Regions from separate parts of the Homo sapiens genome. Here region 1 is linked to region 2. The links are chromatin loops, found by intact Hi-C in ENCODE. Cell type or tissue: A673. All regions are shown on one strand. Each heading gives the region's core, and the rest is flanking DNA. Links, peaks and the distances in the headings are about the cores only.

Region 1 (8,339 bases), core at 121-8,120, 1.1 Mb before region 2:
TGCTAAAAACTCTCAATGAACTAGGTATTGATGGAACGTATTTCAAAATAATAAGAGCTATTTATGGCAAACCCATAGCCAATAGTATACTGAATGGGCAAAAACTGGAAGCATTCCCTTTGAAAACTGGCACAAACAAGGATGCCCTCTCTCACCACTCCTATTCAACATAGTATTGGAAGTTCTGGCCAGGGCAATCAGGCAAGAGAAAGAAATAAAGGGTATTCAGTTAAATTGTCTCTGACTGTCTACATTCAGTCAAATTGTCTCTGTTTGCAGATGACATTACTGTATATTTAGAAAACCCCATTGTCTCAGCCCAAAGTCTCCTTAAGTGGATAAGCAACTTCAGCAAAGTCTCCGGATACAAAATCAGTGTGCAAAAATCACAAGCATTCCTATACAACAACAGACAGAGAGCCAAATCATGAGTGAACTCCCATTCACAGTTACTATAAAGAGAATAAAATACCTAGGAATCCAACTTACAAGGGATGTGAAGGACCTCTTCAAGGAGAACTACAAACCACTGCTCACCAAAATAAAAGAGGACACAAACAAATGGAAGAAAATTCTATACTCATGGATGGGAAGAATCAATATCGTGAAAATGGCCATACTGCCCAAGGTAATTTATAGATTCAATGCTATCCCCGTCAAGCTACCACTGACTTTCTTCACATAATTGGAAGAAACTACATTAAATTTCATATGGAACCAAAAAAGAGCCCGCATAGCCAAGACAATCCTAAGCAAAAAGAACAAAGCTGGAGGCATCACGCTACCTGACTTCAAACTATACTACAAGTCTACAGTAACCAAAACAGCATGGTACTGGTACAAAACAGAGATATAGACAAATGGAATAGAACAGGGGCCTCAGAGATAACACCACACATCTACAGCCACCTGATCTTTGACAAGCCTGACAAAAACAAGCGATGGGGAAAGGATTCCCTATTTAATAAATGGTGCTGGGAAAACTGGCTAGCCATATGTAGAAAGCTGAAACTGGATCCCTTCCTTACACATAATACAAAATTAACTCAAGATGGATTAAAGACTTAAATGTAAGACCTAAAACCATAAAAACCCTAGAAGAAAACTTAGGCAATACCATTCAGGACATAGGCATGGGCAAGGACTTCATGACTAAAACACCAAAAGCAATGGCAATGAAAGCCAAAATTGACAAATGGGATCTAATTAAACTAAAGAGCTTCTGCACAGCAAAAGAAACTATCATCAGAGTGAACAGGCAACCTACAGATTGGGAGAAAATTTTTGCAATCTATCCATCTGACAACTGGCTAATATCCAGAATCTACAAAGAACTTAAATTTACAAGAAAAAACAACCCCATTAAAAAGCGGGCAAAGGATATTAACAGATGCTTCTCAAAAGAAGACATTTATGGAGCCAACAGACATATGAAAAAATGCTCATCATCACTGGTCATTAGAGAAATGCAAATCAAAACCATAATGAGATACCATCTCACGCCAGTTAGAATGGTTATCACTAAAAAGTCACAAACAACAGATGCTGGAGAGGATGTGGAGAAATAGGAATGCTCTTACACTGTTGGTGGGAGTGTAAATTAGTTCACCCATTGTGGAAGACAGTGTGGCGATTCCTGAAGGATCTAGAACTAGAAATACCATTAGATCCAGCAATCCCATTACTGGGTATATACCCAAAGGATTTTAAATCATGCTACTATAGAGACACATGCACACATATGTTTGTTGTGGCACTATTCACAACAGCAAAGACTTGTAACCAACCCAAATGTCCATCAATAATAGACTGGATAAAGAAAATATGGCACATATACACCATGGAATACCATGCAGTCATAAAAAATGATGAGTTCATGTCCTTTGCAGGGACAAAGATGAAGCTGGAAACCATCATTCTTAGCAAAATATCACAAGGACAGAAAACCAAACACTGCATGTTCTCACTCATAAGTGGGAGTTGAACAATGAGAACACATGGACACAGGGAGGGGAACATCACACACCAGGGCCCATTGCGGGGTGGGAAGCTTGGGGAGGGATAGCGTTATGAGAAATTCCTAACGTAAATGATGAGCTGATGGGTGCGGCAAACCACCATGACACATGTATACCTATGTAACAAACCTACACATTGTGCACATGTACCCTAGAACTTAAAGTACAAAAAAAAAAAAAAAAGTCAAGAGCCATGGGCCATGGAGAGAGACTCAGGCCGAGGGAATACCATGCAAGGCATCTGTGCTAGAGGGATTATGGCTCATGCGAGGCAGCTCCAAGATGGCCCTGACTGATCTGTAGTGCATTACTGAGCACCCGTATTTGCCAAGCACTCTTCTAGGCCCTGAAGGCAGAATAGGACCAGATCCCTTCCTTCAGAGATTTTAAATTTGGGGGCAGAGGTGTATAGGCAATAAGTAGTCATCTATGACATGCATATATATTTACGTAGAATAAAGGGCCGGGGGTGAAATGCTGTGAAGTCTGGTGGAGAAAGGCACAGAGTGTAGAGAGGCGGAAGGTGGGGAGTTCAGTCAGTGGAGGCCTCTCAGAGGTGGTGACACTTTAATGGAATGAAATGGGGGATTAATGGAGACCAGAAGGAGAACTGCCCAGGCAAAGGACCAGGAGGAGACCAGGAGGAGAACTGCCCAGGCAAAGGAAGGCTCCATGTGAAACGGCATCAAGGGATCTTGAGGAGAAGGAAGGAAGGTGCCCAGGAGTGCTCGAGGGTTCTGAGCAAGGGAATAACACAATCTGATCACGTTTTTAAAAGATGATTCTGGCTGTTGGGTGAGGTTTTGACTGGGGATGGGGGTGGGGTGGGGACAGCTGTTGAGCAGCTCTGTAGGGTCCTGAGGGAGTAGCTTGATCAGGGTGGGGATAGGGAAGTAACCAAAGATGATTGGATTTAGGATCAACTCTGAAGGAGAACCTTCCAGTATTTAGGTTTGCTGTGAATTCGATATGGAGACATGGGATCGTGATAGAGGTTCCCTTTATTGAGTTGAATGAGGGATGGGCTGATGGGCAGGGGTATTTGGTGGCGAGGGAAATCAAGAGATCTATTTTAGGTATGTTTACTTAGAGCTTTCCGTAGACCTCCAAGTAGAGATGTCAAATGGGAAATTAGGTATCTTTGTGTAGAGCTCAGGGGAATGGCTTGGTCTAGGGTGTAATCCCGGGGCCATCCTCGCAGAGGTGGAATTTGAAGCCACAGGGAGGTGAGGTCACCTAGGTGCTGAGTGGAGATGTAAGAGGGAGGAAGCTGACACCTGAGGCCTGGAGTACCCCAGCATGCAGAAGCTAAGCAGAGGAGGAGCAAGCAAGGTTCGAGAAAGAGTGGGCCAATGAGCAGGAAGTGCTCCAAGGGTGCGGACTGAGCCCAGAGGGCGAGAGGGGAAGCGGCATGGGAGACCGGCAGGGTTGGTGGAGCAGGCTTCACAGCCAGGTGAGAAAAACAGTCTCAATTTTTATTCAAAATCGGACTGTCCACAGCTGAAAGCTCACTAACCTGTCTCATGAGACCCAGCTCTGCACTCCTTCTGACTGTTTCTAAAACTCAAGCCCTGCTGAGAGACAGTTGCCTGTAGCAGAAGCCCACGGGCAGCTGAAGTGTCATTCATGACTTAGGTGCTCCTTTCACTGAGTGGTCTCTGGCCTGCACTGGGTGGGAGTGCGGATGGACTCTGGATCCCGAGTACCCCCTCATGCAAAGAAAAAACTACCCAGCCTCACCCTGTCTCACACGGTCTCATCCAAGCTGCAGGCCTGAGGCCCTGGCTGTGTAAAAGTGGGCAGATGATTTAGGCCCTCTACGCCTTATTTTTCTCAAATGGGAATTGGGCACGATAATAACATTTCCTAACATATAGTGTCATGGTGAAGGTTAAATGAATTTACACCTGTTAAAGTGCCTGGTAGATAGTAACTGTTAACTATTGTCATAATGAAAGAATGTTGATTTGCTATCACTTAGGATATTCAAAAATTGTGCCACACACTCTGAAAGTAGCTGTAAAAGAGAAATTCTCAAAATGTTTCAATTGGAGGAAGTACAGTCTCCTGAGAAAGCTGTTTTGAAGAAGACAGCACTGCACCGACTTGTGGTTAAGATTGGGCTCATGGGACCCTCATGAGCACCTGATAGCATAATGCACATAAAGCCCTTGGCCTGGTGTCTGGCAGAGTAAGCACAATAAATATTCAGTTCATATTATTATTATTATTAGGGCTCTCAAAATACATAAATCTGCAAGTTACATTCAGTTGGTTACAATGTAACAATCCTTTTTTGTCATGCCTCCTTATATATAGTCCCCAGATCACCTGGTTTATTTGCAACTTTTCCTTTATCAAATGGAAGTATAGATTAGGTTAGATTTGAAGATTGTTGACTTTGGTCTTGAGGAGCCCTTACCTCGAGTGCCAGTGTTGCGAGACCTCACCTCCATTCTTGCCTGGGTTCTGTACATAATGTACAAAGTCAGATGTATATTCTCTTTGCAGTTCTGGGACCACTGCACCTGGAGAAGGTTGTAGCCTCATTTTACACTGAGGGGCACTATCACTTGGGAAAGACAGAGGACTTTTTCATGATTACTCCAGACCTCAAGTACCAGTTGCAGGGTGAAGACTCAGACTTGAGCCCAGTCCTCTGAGCCATGATCCTGCACCTGGTCAGGATTTGTGAGTCTTCAGAGCCACACACCTCCTGCCTCCCTTCCTGCGGGAATGACTTACACAGCGTCCTGTTGGCATGTGGGGCTTTGGCCACACGGTGGCGCTTTACGCTCAGCAATCCCGCTGGTCCTCTTAATGCATCGCTGAAGATTTGAAAATCAAACTGAAAAGGAAAGAGCCCTGCCCTCTAGTTCTTAGAATACACAGATATCATTGTCAACGAGTATGGGGCCGTTAGCAATTGAGGAGGTGAGCTGGGTTCACTAGCTGGTTACCACCCTGTAGGAAATGCCTCAGTTCTTGCTGGTTTCATCCATCCTAAGGGGAAATCAAAGGACCTCTTGTCTGAAATCAAAGGATTCAGAATTCCACATTCAGAGCCCATTTTCAGGTGTTTTTCACAACATTGTACTCAACCACATGTGTGAATCAAACCTCACTTTCCAGTGTGGCTGATGAAATAAAATGGGCTCACATAAGCCAGAGTTTTGACATTCCTGGAAAAAGAGATTTTTTTTCTGAAGATATTGTCTGACTCCAAGACAGGCCTAAACCTCTTCCAGAAAAAAGAGAGGGGTTAACAGCAGCTAGTTTTATTCTTCTCTTGAAGGTGATATAGGACATAGGCCTGGTTGTGAATACCAGCTCTGACACTAACTAGTTTTGGAGCCTCAAGGAAGCTACTTCATGTCTCTTCACCTCAATGCTCCCATCAGTCAAGGGTGTTTATGATAATAGGACCTACACTATAGGATTGTGGTAAGGCTGAATTAATATTAAGTAGAACGAAATGCAAGTGGTTCAGTTCGTTCAATTCTAAAGTCTTTGACCTGTAAAAAATGGCAATTTCATGTGGCTCATTCTAAAACATGGAAAGTGCTTTGTGCCAGGCATATTGTGAGGCTTGGTGAAAGTGAGTGATTATTATTACAGCTGGCATGAAAAGAGTACAAGCACTTACTATGAACATTTAGGAAAACAAACCGCCCTGTCTTCTGGTTATTTTTTTCCTGAAGATTCTTACTGATAGCTGACTCAGTTGTTGCTGCATACTAAAGTTTCTAATACGCAAATATGCCAAAAGAGATCTGGCTGTTTATCATAGCTCCACCTTTAGCCAGGTTATCCCAGCCTCAAGACATCTTTCAATGAGATATTAATCCTACCAAGGGAGAAAACTCAAGGCCATCCCAGTACCACCTGCCACACGAGTAAAGCTGAACTCTTTCATTCTGTGCCTCTGCGGTCCCTAGGTGATGGAGACCTCCCTCTGCAGAGCCTGCCTCTCAGAGAGCACTCTATGCCTTGGACTGATGTGGAAATTGATCCTCTCAGTCCCTCTGAAGCACACACATCAAAGTTGAACTGTTCTATGTCCTTTTCCTTCTTAGGTGAATACTAGCTAATCTGTTCAGCCAAAGGAATATATTTTTATTCTGTCAGAAGTTTCCCAAGTTGTAGCTAAAAGGAATGAGAATTTCAGAGACCTGGCAGGCCTGGGGGGTGGGGGGTGGGGGCGTATTTTTTAACAGACGGGCCTCTGGGAGCCCAGCTTCAGCCACACCCTGTCTTGTGTCCGGGGACACCTTCCTCTGCTGATGTAGGCCTTGGAAAGAAAGCCAGCAGCGGCTCAGAAGCCAGGCAGTCTGAGGTAGACTGGGGGCAACAAATCAACCACAGGAAAGGCTTCCTACCAGGAATGAGGCAGCTGCGTTCCCAGAAATGCACAAACAAACCACCAAAAACCAGATCAGGGTCCTATCTTCCTCTCAGACACTCTTACCTTGCATTCTCCCTCTAGTTTCTTTCCTTAAATGATAGAGGTTTACTCCAGCGACCTCCCAATGGTATCCCGCCCTCCCTGCAAGTCCATGAAAAATAAAAGATTTGTGTTTCTCATCGCACATCATACATAGATCACGGGAGATGAGATGTGGCTTATTGGATCTCATCACTTATCACAGGACACGCATCAAGCGAGACTGTGTTTACATACATGTTACTAATTTGGGGAATGGTGTTTGAACTCTTCAATGCACCAAAAGTGAGTTAACAAGTTAAGCCAGGCACAACAGAGAACAGACTGTATTCACGTGAAGTTCAAGAGCAAGCAAAACTAGTCTGTGGCGATAATATGATAGTAATCGGAATAGGGGCAGCTGAGGGTGGTAGGACTGATTGAGAAGGGGTACCGGGGAAATTTCCATGACCACAGAGATGTTCCATATCTTTATTAGGGTGTGAGCTACACAATAGTGTACATTTGTCAAAGATCATGAAACTGCGCACTTAATATAGAAAAAGGTAACAGCGAAAAATATCCCTCAAAACAACAGTCACAGTATCGGCAGGGAGGTCCATTATGTCATGGAGGAGAGAAGGGGAATTTCCATATAGTGAAATTTCCTCCCTGGCTGTCTATGCAATTGAAAAACATATAAAACGTCAGCCAATTTTCCAGACAGTTTCAAAATCTAGGGACTTTTTTTTTTTTTTTTTGGTACAAGCACTGTCTATGTCTTTTCAAATGTTTACAGAGTATTTACAAAAAGTAGTCCGTTGGGTGGCAGTTGTAATTAGGGAAACTGGCAGTGAAAATTAACACATACCATAAAAGAGGGATAATTACTCCACTGTCATATACAATATTATTATCAAATGGTATTCACCCAGGAATCCAATTGGTTCATTCCCACTCAGCCTCGTTGTTACAGGAAAGACCCTCCCTTCCTTGTTACCCTGGTTATGAAGCTGCCACGTTCCACGGGTGATATGCCATATGGTACTTAACATCAGAATCAAAATGAGCTTGTGCTTTTTGTGTGAGATGTTGAAATTTATCAGAAAATCAGAAAGCCTAATTTCCACCAAGTTCCTGAGAACTGCCATCTGCCGCATGAAAAAGAAAATGGAGATTTTTTTTTTTTAAACCATTTACTTATTGTGAAATGTGAGGGTGCTGGTGTATGTGTTTGAAAAAGCGGGTTGGGGGTGGGGAGGGGGTTTGTGAGAGAGCGCCAGAGCAAGCCCGCTTGGCAGGGCAGAAAGAAAGAGTGTCAGCTGAATGGAGGCAAGGGTTTGCGAAGCGTAATTATGGAAATCATCTATTCCTGAGCCTTTTTTTTTTCTCCTCCTGACCACATGTTCCTTCCACAGAGGAGCAGCACATAGAGTCCAGCTTTTGAGAATAAGTAAAGTCCCCATTTCAGAAAGAAGAGGGGGCTGAAACCAGTCTCTCCAGGTGTCAAGTCCTTCTATGGAGGAGCTGGCGTGAGTTAAGCAGGGAGAGTAAAAGCAAAGGAGCCAGAAAGGCTGAGTGGAAGGAGGACCAGGAAGTCTTTCTAAGGAGAGTGACAGAAAGAAGGGCAGGCAGGATAGGAGAGGGAGGCCAACAGCGGAGAGTGAAGGAGTGCCTACTGAGAAGGGAAGAATCTTTCAGCAAACTTCGGATGCCAAGGGAAAGATGCTGAAGTCTTCCAGGAGGGCGTGCGATGCCTGGACGTTCGTTTCAGTGGACGGCCCCAGTCTGTGGCGTTGTGGTCCTCGACAGACTGTCTTAACCATGAGTCACATCCCTCTAGTGCCCCACACCTCCACACTGCCTGGAGGGCTTACCCCAGCCTTTGATTTTACTAA
Region 2 (8,339 bases), core at 323-8,322:
AAACCCCTGCTGATTAAAAATAAATCAAAACATAAGATATAAAGCACATGTGAAATAATAATGATTTTTTTTTTTTTTTTTGAGACGGAGTCTCGCTCTTGTCACCAGGCAGGAGTGCAGTAGCACGATCTTGGCTCACTGCAACCTCCACCTCCCAGGTTCAAGCGATTCTCCTGACTCAGCCTCCCGAGTAGCTGGGACTACAGGCACCGTGGCACCATGCCCAACTAATTTTTGTATTTTTAGTGGAGACAGGGTTTCACCATGTTGGACAGGATGGTCTCGATTTCTTGACCTCATGATCCACCCACCTCAGCCTCCCAAAGTGCCAGGATTACAGGCATGAGCCCCCGCGCCTGGCCATAATAACGATTTTTTTTTTTTAGATGGAGTTTCGCACTTGTTGCCCAGGCTGGAGTGCAATGGCATAATCTCAGCTCACCACAACCTCTGCATCCTGGGTTCAAGTGATTCTCCTGCCTCAGCCTCCTGAGTAACTGGGATTACAGGCATGCACCACCATTCCTGGCTTTTTTTTTTTTTTTTTTTTTTTTTTTTTTTTGTATTTTTAGTAGAGACAGGGTTTCTCCATGTTGGTCAGGGTGGTCTTGAACTCCTGACCTTAGGTGATCCGCCCACCTTGGCCTCCCAAAGTGCTGGGATTGCAGGGGTAAGCCACCGCGCCCCGCCGCAACAATGACTTTTTTAAAAAACAGGCATTTACTGCATTTTCGTACACTAGAAGCTAAAATACCATGCTGTCCAGTTCAAAACAGGACACCTGGCAACCCTGTTCCTAACAGCTTTCTGCAAAGCCAACACCCAGTGCTTTCTGGCTGCATTGGCCTGTCCTCATTTCCCCCTGGAAAACTTGTTTTAAACAGTACAGATAACATTCTGCCTCTATTACAATTAGCAGCTTCTCTCACCAGGTTATCTAGTGTGGCAAGTGCTAGTGCGGAGTCACTTAGTATCTTCTTTCAAAACCTCCCAGTGGCTGCCTTCAGGTAGCATGTGAAAAGCTGCTCATGGGGAATTCAGCAGCTGCTTCAGGCCCTCCAGGGCATTTCTTGCTGGCATCTTCTGCCTCACCAGATCGCCCTGATTATTAGTGATCTGGGCCCCCTACCTAATGGAAAACCAGCCACTCTTCTTCCCAGCCCCAATGGATATTGATGAGGGGTCCTTAAATCTGGGATCCTTTCCCCTCCTTGCCCAATAATTGAACTCCTAAAATCCTTTTACTACCTGGGAATCTGCAAAGACAACCTTGAATTTGAACTGGAGCTAGAAGGACTTCCTCCGAACGAATTTGCCCATAGATGACTCTCTGGTACATGGTCTCTGTTGTTCAACTTTCTCTATTCTGAAGTCTAGAAGACACCCTTGCTTCTGAAAGTGGGGCCTAAGAACCTGCAGCCTCACCAGGGAGCTTGGTAGAAATCCAGAATCTGAGGCAGGATTCTAGACTTATTGGATCAGATTCTGCATTTCAACAAGATTCCCCAGTGACCCCCAGGCATCTTCAAATTTGAGAGGCCAGGAAAGTGCTCAGGCCCTGCCCTTCCCTTCCCGTTGGCTGGGGAGAATTCCTGTAATTTGCCCTGTTTACGGGTCCTTAATCTCCAACTTCACTGTCCTCGCTTTCCAAAGAATCCTGAGTGGCTTCCTTCCAACACCTTATCTGTCTTCCCCCACGCCCCTGAAGCCAGGGCCTCTTTTCTTCAAGGCCACCCCCCAACTCATCTCAGGCTGAGGCTCCTCTCTTGAGGCCATATCCCATGGTAGCATTTCTTTGAGGGCTGCTTTTCTGCCGTTTTTCTCCCCAGGTAGGGCCTCTAAAACCGATGGAAGTGAAGTGCTACACCTCAGAGCTGCTTTAGCCCTTAGAGCTGGCCAGGGTCTGAGTGGGCCTCTCACAGGGCCACAGGACTGCCCTTTCCCCCAGCATGCCTAGAAGCTGAGACCACTCACACCACATGAACATGCTATCCTTGTTCCTCTTTCCTGCCAGCCTCAACACAACCAGAATACAGCCCAATAATGGCTGCCTACAAATGGGAGGCACCCAGGGAAGGGAGGGGGTGCTGATTAAGAACCAGCCTGGAGGAGGATCATGGTTTCTCTGAAACAAGAAGGAGGTGAGGGTTGATGCGGAAGGTATATTAGAAATGCTTCAAGCACTTGATGCTTTGAGGGTTTGGGGATTTGAGTTTGGGTTTGTTTTTTAAGCTTAACAATGTGAAAAAGATGTCAAATAACTTTTCTGAACTGTGGCAATCAGAGCCTTGTCCAGAATCATAACTTAATGGCTTTTTGGCTCTCAATTTGATGGTCAGTTTGGCTAACCAACACTTTTTAATTCTGTGTTATTTATTACTCAGTTGATCCCCCCCATAATATGTTAAAAGCCTACTTCCAACCTGTTAAAATGTACCCTTGGAGTGCTGTCCAGATTCACCATTAAAATAGTGTCTTTCCAGTCTTATGTATTTTATTCAGCAGTTACTACAGTACTTTTTTTTTTTTTTTTGACAGGATCTCATTCTGTTGCCCAGGCTGGAGTCCAGTGGTGTGATCACAGCTCACTGAAGCTTTGACCTCCTAGGCTCAAGCTATCTTCCTGCCTCAGGCTCCTGAGTAGCTGGGACTATAGGCACATGCCACTATACCTGGCTAATTTTTAATTTTTTGTAGAAACTGGGTCTCGCTATGTTGCCCAGGCTGGTCTCGAACTCCTGGGTTCAAGCATTCCTGACACTTTGGCCTCCCAAAGTGCTGGGATTACAGGCATGAGATGCCATGCCTGGCCATATTTTTATTTTTAAATCTTTCTATTTAAATAAGGAGAGGGAGAGAGAGAGAAAGCTCTAGGTGCATTTTTTCCAAATGGACACCTTGCCATGTTTTCAACACACATCTAAAGCCTGAATTGAGAGTATAATTTTTCTGTAGATACATCACCTTGAGGAATTTTATAAACTTCAGTTTCCTCATCTGAGAAATGAGGTAGTTGGATTAGATGAACTGGCTCATCAAGTGAGTATAAGGAGCCTTCCAAATTTAAGAATTATTAACATTTCCCGGAAGACTAACCAGGCAATTTTTCTTCTTTAGGTTTGACTTTCTGAGATGTCATGGCTTAGTATTCTTTAAGCAAATTCTGGAATGTTCTTGTCCCTTTGGAATAATTGTAATGTGGATTTGTTCTGTGCAACTGATGATATTCTAATGTGTTTGGGCAGGTTTAAGTCTAAATTTCCAAAGTCTCACACCTGTGGTTTTACCAAAAAGGTACTGCTCAAGGAAACCAGTGATGGGCAAAGGATGCATGGTATAGCTATGATGCAAGAGCGCCCTCTGCAGGCCATGCGAAGATGAGTCTCTTTCTTAAAGGGTAGCTTTTCCGCTCTTTGTGTAGAGTACAACCCTTCCCTTCCTCCTGTAGCATTCTCATCAAGAAACATTTGTTTAGTGCTTACCCTGAGCTAGGCACAGTGTGCTTAGGGCTGGGAACACAAAAATAAAAGCATCCTAGGCTTAAAGGATCTCACGGTCTAATGGGGTACATCCCAATCAGATCATTATAATGCAACCTGAGAGGTGTGTCACTGGAGCTGTGCCTCATGTCCCCATTAGTTTGCAATCACAAGTTGCACACAAGAGCCGAAATCAAACTGTACAGTACAATGCTTTTTTGTTAGGAGAGAAGGACTGGTGACTCACCCTAGCATTTTCTCTTTGCACAGAAACAGATGCCCTGCCCAGAAGCAACACGGCTAATGGGTGCCACCGTGGAGACCCAGGCAACCTGAGAGTAGTCCTGACAGCCAGACCTCCAGGGTGGAAATGGGAAGGTCTACAGAGAAAGGTCAGGATTTAACAGGGAAATGGAGGAGGGCAAGAATGGGGGTCAGGAGGTATCTACGCATTTTGATATGAAATTAAGAAGTTCATTTAAAATATACAACCAAGGCCCGTGACACTTTTTGTAACAAGATTCTAGCTTATCTTCCCACTAGATTTTGTTGGACTTTTTTCAAATTGTATCTGATTGTGTTTTTCAAACTAGGCCAGGAGGGCCCCTCAACTTCTAAAATACAAAAATTCTTTCTGCTCCTCTTTTCAAATCTTCTCAGATTCTGGACACACCCAGAAATTCCATGTGCCTTTTTACTCCCTTAATCCTGTTAACTTTTTGTCTCTTCTTAGCAATGACTTCCTTTCATTTTAGAGAAAGTTCTGCTGGTAACATACTGTATAAGCCAGGAGAGAAAAAGAACTTGAAAGAGGAACACATTTTTCTTCATTTTTTTTTTTTCAAAAAAGGTAAGGGAAAAAAATAAAGGAAGTGGAGAAATATACTACTCAGTACAGTTGTCAAACAAATTTCTTGGAACCATGGCCTACAAGAATACCTATCTTAACTGCATTGCACTAGAAACCACATTTTCATATTCCTTTTGTGATAATTCTAAGATAATGAATTAGATGTTAGCCATTGTTTTCCAGAATAGAATTTCTGGAGTTACTGGTAGTTCAGGGAATTTTAGTCACAAGATATATATTTTCTGTACCTTTGTGTGTGTGTATATGTGTGTATGCATATATACTTATATACATGCACATATATACACATACACACAAACATGCATGTGCTATAGCTTTTGAATGGAGATATATGTGTGTGTACACACACACACATTCATTCATTCATTTATATCATACAGCTTCTCTGAAGAGCAACAGGAGAAAAATGCAGGAAATATAAAGGCAACCTGGGGTCAGTCCTATGCAGTGAGCTCTTTGAGGTCTCCATCAGAAATAAAAGATTTCAGTCTTTTTTGGCTGGGCACAGTGGCTCACACCTGTAATCCTAACACCTTGGGAGGCCAAGGTGGGAGGATTAACAAAAAATACAAAAATTAGCCGGGGGTGGTGGTGGGAGCCTGTAGTCCCAGCTACTTGGGAGGCTAAGATGGTAGGATCACCTGAGCCAGGGAGATGGAGGCTGCGGTGAGCCATGATCGCACCACTGCACACCAGCCTGGGTGACAGAGTGAGACCCTGTCCTAAAAAAAAAAAAAAAAAAAAATCAATCTTTTCATAGTTATTCAAATTAAAACAACAAAATAGAGATGTGAAGACTTGGCTCAGGAAGATTCAGTCATCTCAACAGTCACTGTAAAGAACTGCCATCAGACTCCTTTTGACTCTAAATGGCAAAGGATACCAACACTGTTCTTCCTAGGAAGCTAATCTATAGTTAAAATAGGCACATTGCATAGCTCTGTGTATCTACAGTGTTGTAATTGTCTAACAGAGTGGAGATACTAAATGTACTCAGTGCATAAAACACATTTTATTTAAAATAGAGAGGAAATTCCTGAGGGAACAATAAAATCAAGGATGTTACAGTAATTTCATGAGCCATCCAGATATAATTACCAACAAATAAAAATAAAATATTTCATAATGCTCTGTTTTATTTAAATATTGGCTTATAAGGCATTGTTCTGTTATTTTCTTTGGTTAAAACAAAGTTTTTAAAATCAATATCTCATACTTGTTAGTATGTATTAGTGGGAAACCTTTATAATAAAGTAATTTTATGTGCAAAAGCTGCCTAGTTTCCAGCTCTGGGGCATTCCGGGAGCACAAACCTCAGGGGCATCATTATGGCCCAAAAAACCTGGGGATTGAGTTGACGGGGCTTTACCCAAGAGGACCTAAAACAACACAGTTAAAGATGGAGAAACAGGCCGGGTACGGTGGCCTCCCACTTTGGGAGGCCAAGGTGGACAGATCACCTGAGATCCGGAGTTCGAGATCAGCCTGACCAACATGGAGAAATCCTATCTCTACTGAAAGTACAAAATTAGCCAGGTGTGGTGGCACATGCCTGTAATCCCAGGTACTCAGGAGGCTGAGGCAGGAGAATCGCTTGAACCCAGGGGGCAGAGGTTGCAGTGAGCCGAGATCACGCGATTGCACTCCAGCCTGGGCAATAAGAGCCAGACTCCGTCTCAAAAGAAAAAAAAAAAAGATGGAGAAACAGAAGCCCAGGGTTCAGCTGTTAAGAGAGGCCTGGCAAGGGACAGTCAATAATGGGAGAACAGTAGGGGTTAGAACCTAGATGCTGAGAATAAGATAAAACAAGGCTTCACAAGGCCTGAATCAACTAGAACTAAGTTTAAAACTAAAAGTATGGATGAGAAGATGTGCAAGACTATTCCTTGTCCCTCTTAAATTAGCAATTTAATTTACACTGAGAAATGTATGGCCATAAGGGACCAAAAAAATAATAATAATGTTGACATGATTGCCTTTTTTTTTTTTTTTGAGATGGAGTCTCACACTGTCACCCAGGTGGTGTGCAGTGGTGCGATCTCGGCTCACCGTAACCTCTGCCTCCCAGGTTCAAGCAATTCTCCTACTTCAGTCTCCCAAGCTAGGATTACAGGTGCCCACCACCACACCCAGCTAATTTTTTTTATTTTTAGTAGAGACGGGGTTTCACCAGGTTAGTCAGGCTGGTCTCGAACTCCTGACCTCAAGTGATCCACCCGCCTCAGCCTCCGAAAGTGCTGGGATTACAGGCGTGAGCTACTGCACCCGGATTGGCCGATTTCCTTCTCAAATTCTAGACATGTGGTGTGACAGCTCTTAATCACAAGCTATTTTATGGGTTTACCTGACAAAGCACTGTTACAGAGACTAGAAATACCCAAAGAAATACTGCATCCTCTCCGCAGACCTACATGGGAATCAGAAGGTGGACTGCTGAACAACAGATCAGCACAAGAAGTTCAAAGAATGAAGTTGCAATGTCATTAGGCTATGATAGCTTAGGCATCCATCTGACTATTGGAGTGTCTTATTCCCATACAGCATCTATATTAGGGCTAGATTTGCTACTGGGGCCCGAAATGCTGGCAGTCCTATGGTATTCAGAGCTGTAAAAAAAGAGGGAATCAAAAAGACTAGGAGTTCATTTCGACAGCCTTGGCAATGTATAGGATTTTGCGATTTTCTTTTGTAAATTGGAGATTCTTTTTTTCATGCATAAAACATTTTTCATAGAACTGTAAAAAGCTCCCAGACCCTTGGTGTGGGGCCTATACTATTCAATGGATAAACTGGCCCTCTCTGTCGTAGCCTCAAAGATGTAGGAAACAGCATTCCTGATAGAATTAAGGGAGTTGGAGGTGCTGGTTACTGGGAATAAGCCACGATGGAAGCTCCATGGGAGCAGAAGCAAAACTGTATCCCCAGCACCTACACAGGGCCTGGTTCCTAGTAGGGAAAGGTAAATATTTGAAAATGAATGAACAAATTACTAGATAAACCAGAAAGTGAAAGTAGAAGGGAGATGAGATAACTAGATTTAAGTAAACAAAACCTCAAGAAATCAGAATTCAAGAAATTATATCAAGTATAAAAGACTCTAGCAGGCTGGACGTGGTGGCCCACGCCTGTAATCCCAGCACTTTGGGAGGCCGAGGCGGGTGGATCAAGTTTGAGACCGGCCTGACAAACCTGGTGAAACCCCGTCTCTACTAAAAATACAAAAACTTAGCTGGGCATGCTGGAAGGTGCCTGTAATCCAGCTACTTGGGAAGCTGAGGCAGGGGAATCACTTGAACCCGGGAGGTGGAGGTTGTAGTGAGCCGAGATCACACCATTGCACTCCAGGCTGGGCGACAGAGTGAGACTCCACCTCCACCCCCCCAAAAAAAATAAAGGCTCTAGCATCTGGGAACCAGAATACAGGTCTAATCTTTCACAGTTCCTGCTGACCTAGGGTAGCATCACATTTCTAGACATTTCCCCAATATATTATTGTGAAAATTTGCAAACAGAGCAAAGTTGAAAAAATTTTATAGTGAACAGCATATACCTACCATGTAGACTACCACTAACATTTCACTATAGTTGGCTTATCACATGTCTGTACCTTTCTCTAAGCATTCGTCAATCCCTGTTTTTTTTTTTTTTGGGCGCATTTAAAAGTAAATTGTAGACATCAGTAGACTTCCGCCTAAATAACTCAGCATGTATATCATTGACTAGGTTAAATATTTGTTGACTTTTTTCTTTTGAAGTAAAATATGTATACAATGAAATGTATAAATCTTATGTGCTTGTGTGTAAATTTCCAAGTTTTAATAATAATAAATGCCTATACCTTTGTATCCCAAATTGCTATCGAGACATAGAACATTACTATCACTTCAGAAATTTCCTTTTTTTTTTTTTTAATTGAGACGGAGTCTTGTTCTGTCACCCAGGCTGGAGTGCGGTGGCACAATCTCGGCTCACTGCAGCCTCAACCTCGG

The links. A loop is a pair of places that touch in the nucleus more often than their neighbours do. Peaks named below come from ENCODE experiments on the same cell type or tissue, not always from the same donor. Only the 100,000 strongest peaks of a DNase experiment are listed, where the experiment ranks them.
Region 1: it touches region 2 in a loop (17-fold over the local background); 57 of 110 quality-filtered maps call a loop at or near these places.

What each region holds. Positions count from the first base shown.
Region 1 is chr13:51,066,694-51,075,032 of GRCh38, reverse strand. No RefSeq gene overlaps it. Among named protein-coding and RNA genes, the nearest start is that of C13orf42, 40 kb to the left of the region's middle. In A673, for the core only: CTCF peaks have their summits at 4,792 (motif pointing right) and 4,795 (motif pointing right); a DNase peak (open chromatin) is centred at 4,822.
Region 2 is chr13:49,971,865-49,980,203 of GRCh38, reverse strand. No RefSeq gene overlaps it. Among named protein-coding and RNA genes, the nearest start is that of MIR3613, 20 kb to the left of the region's middle. RefSeq lists silencers at 3,217-3,511, 7,407-7,599. In A673, for the core only: a CTCF peak has its summit at 3,361 (motif pointing left); DNase peaks (open chromatin) are centred at 3,353 and 4,173; H3K27ac peaks cover 1,357 bases.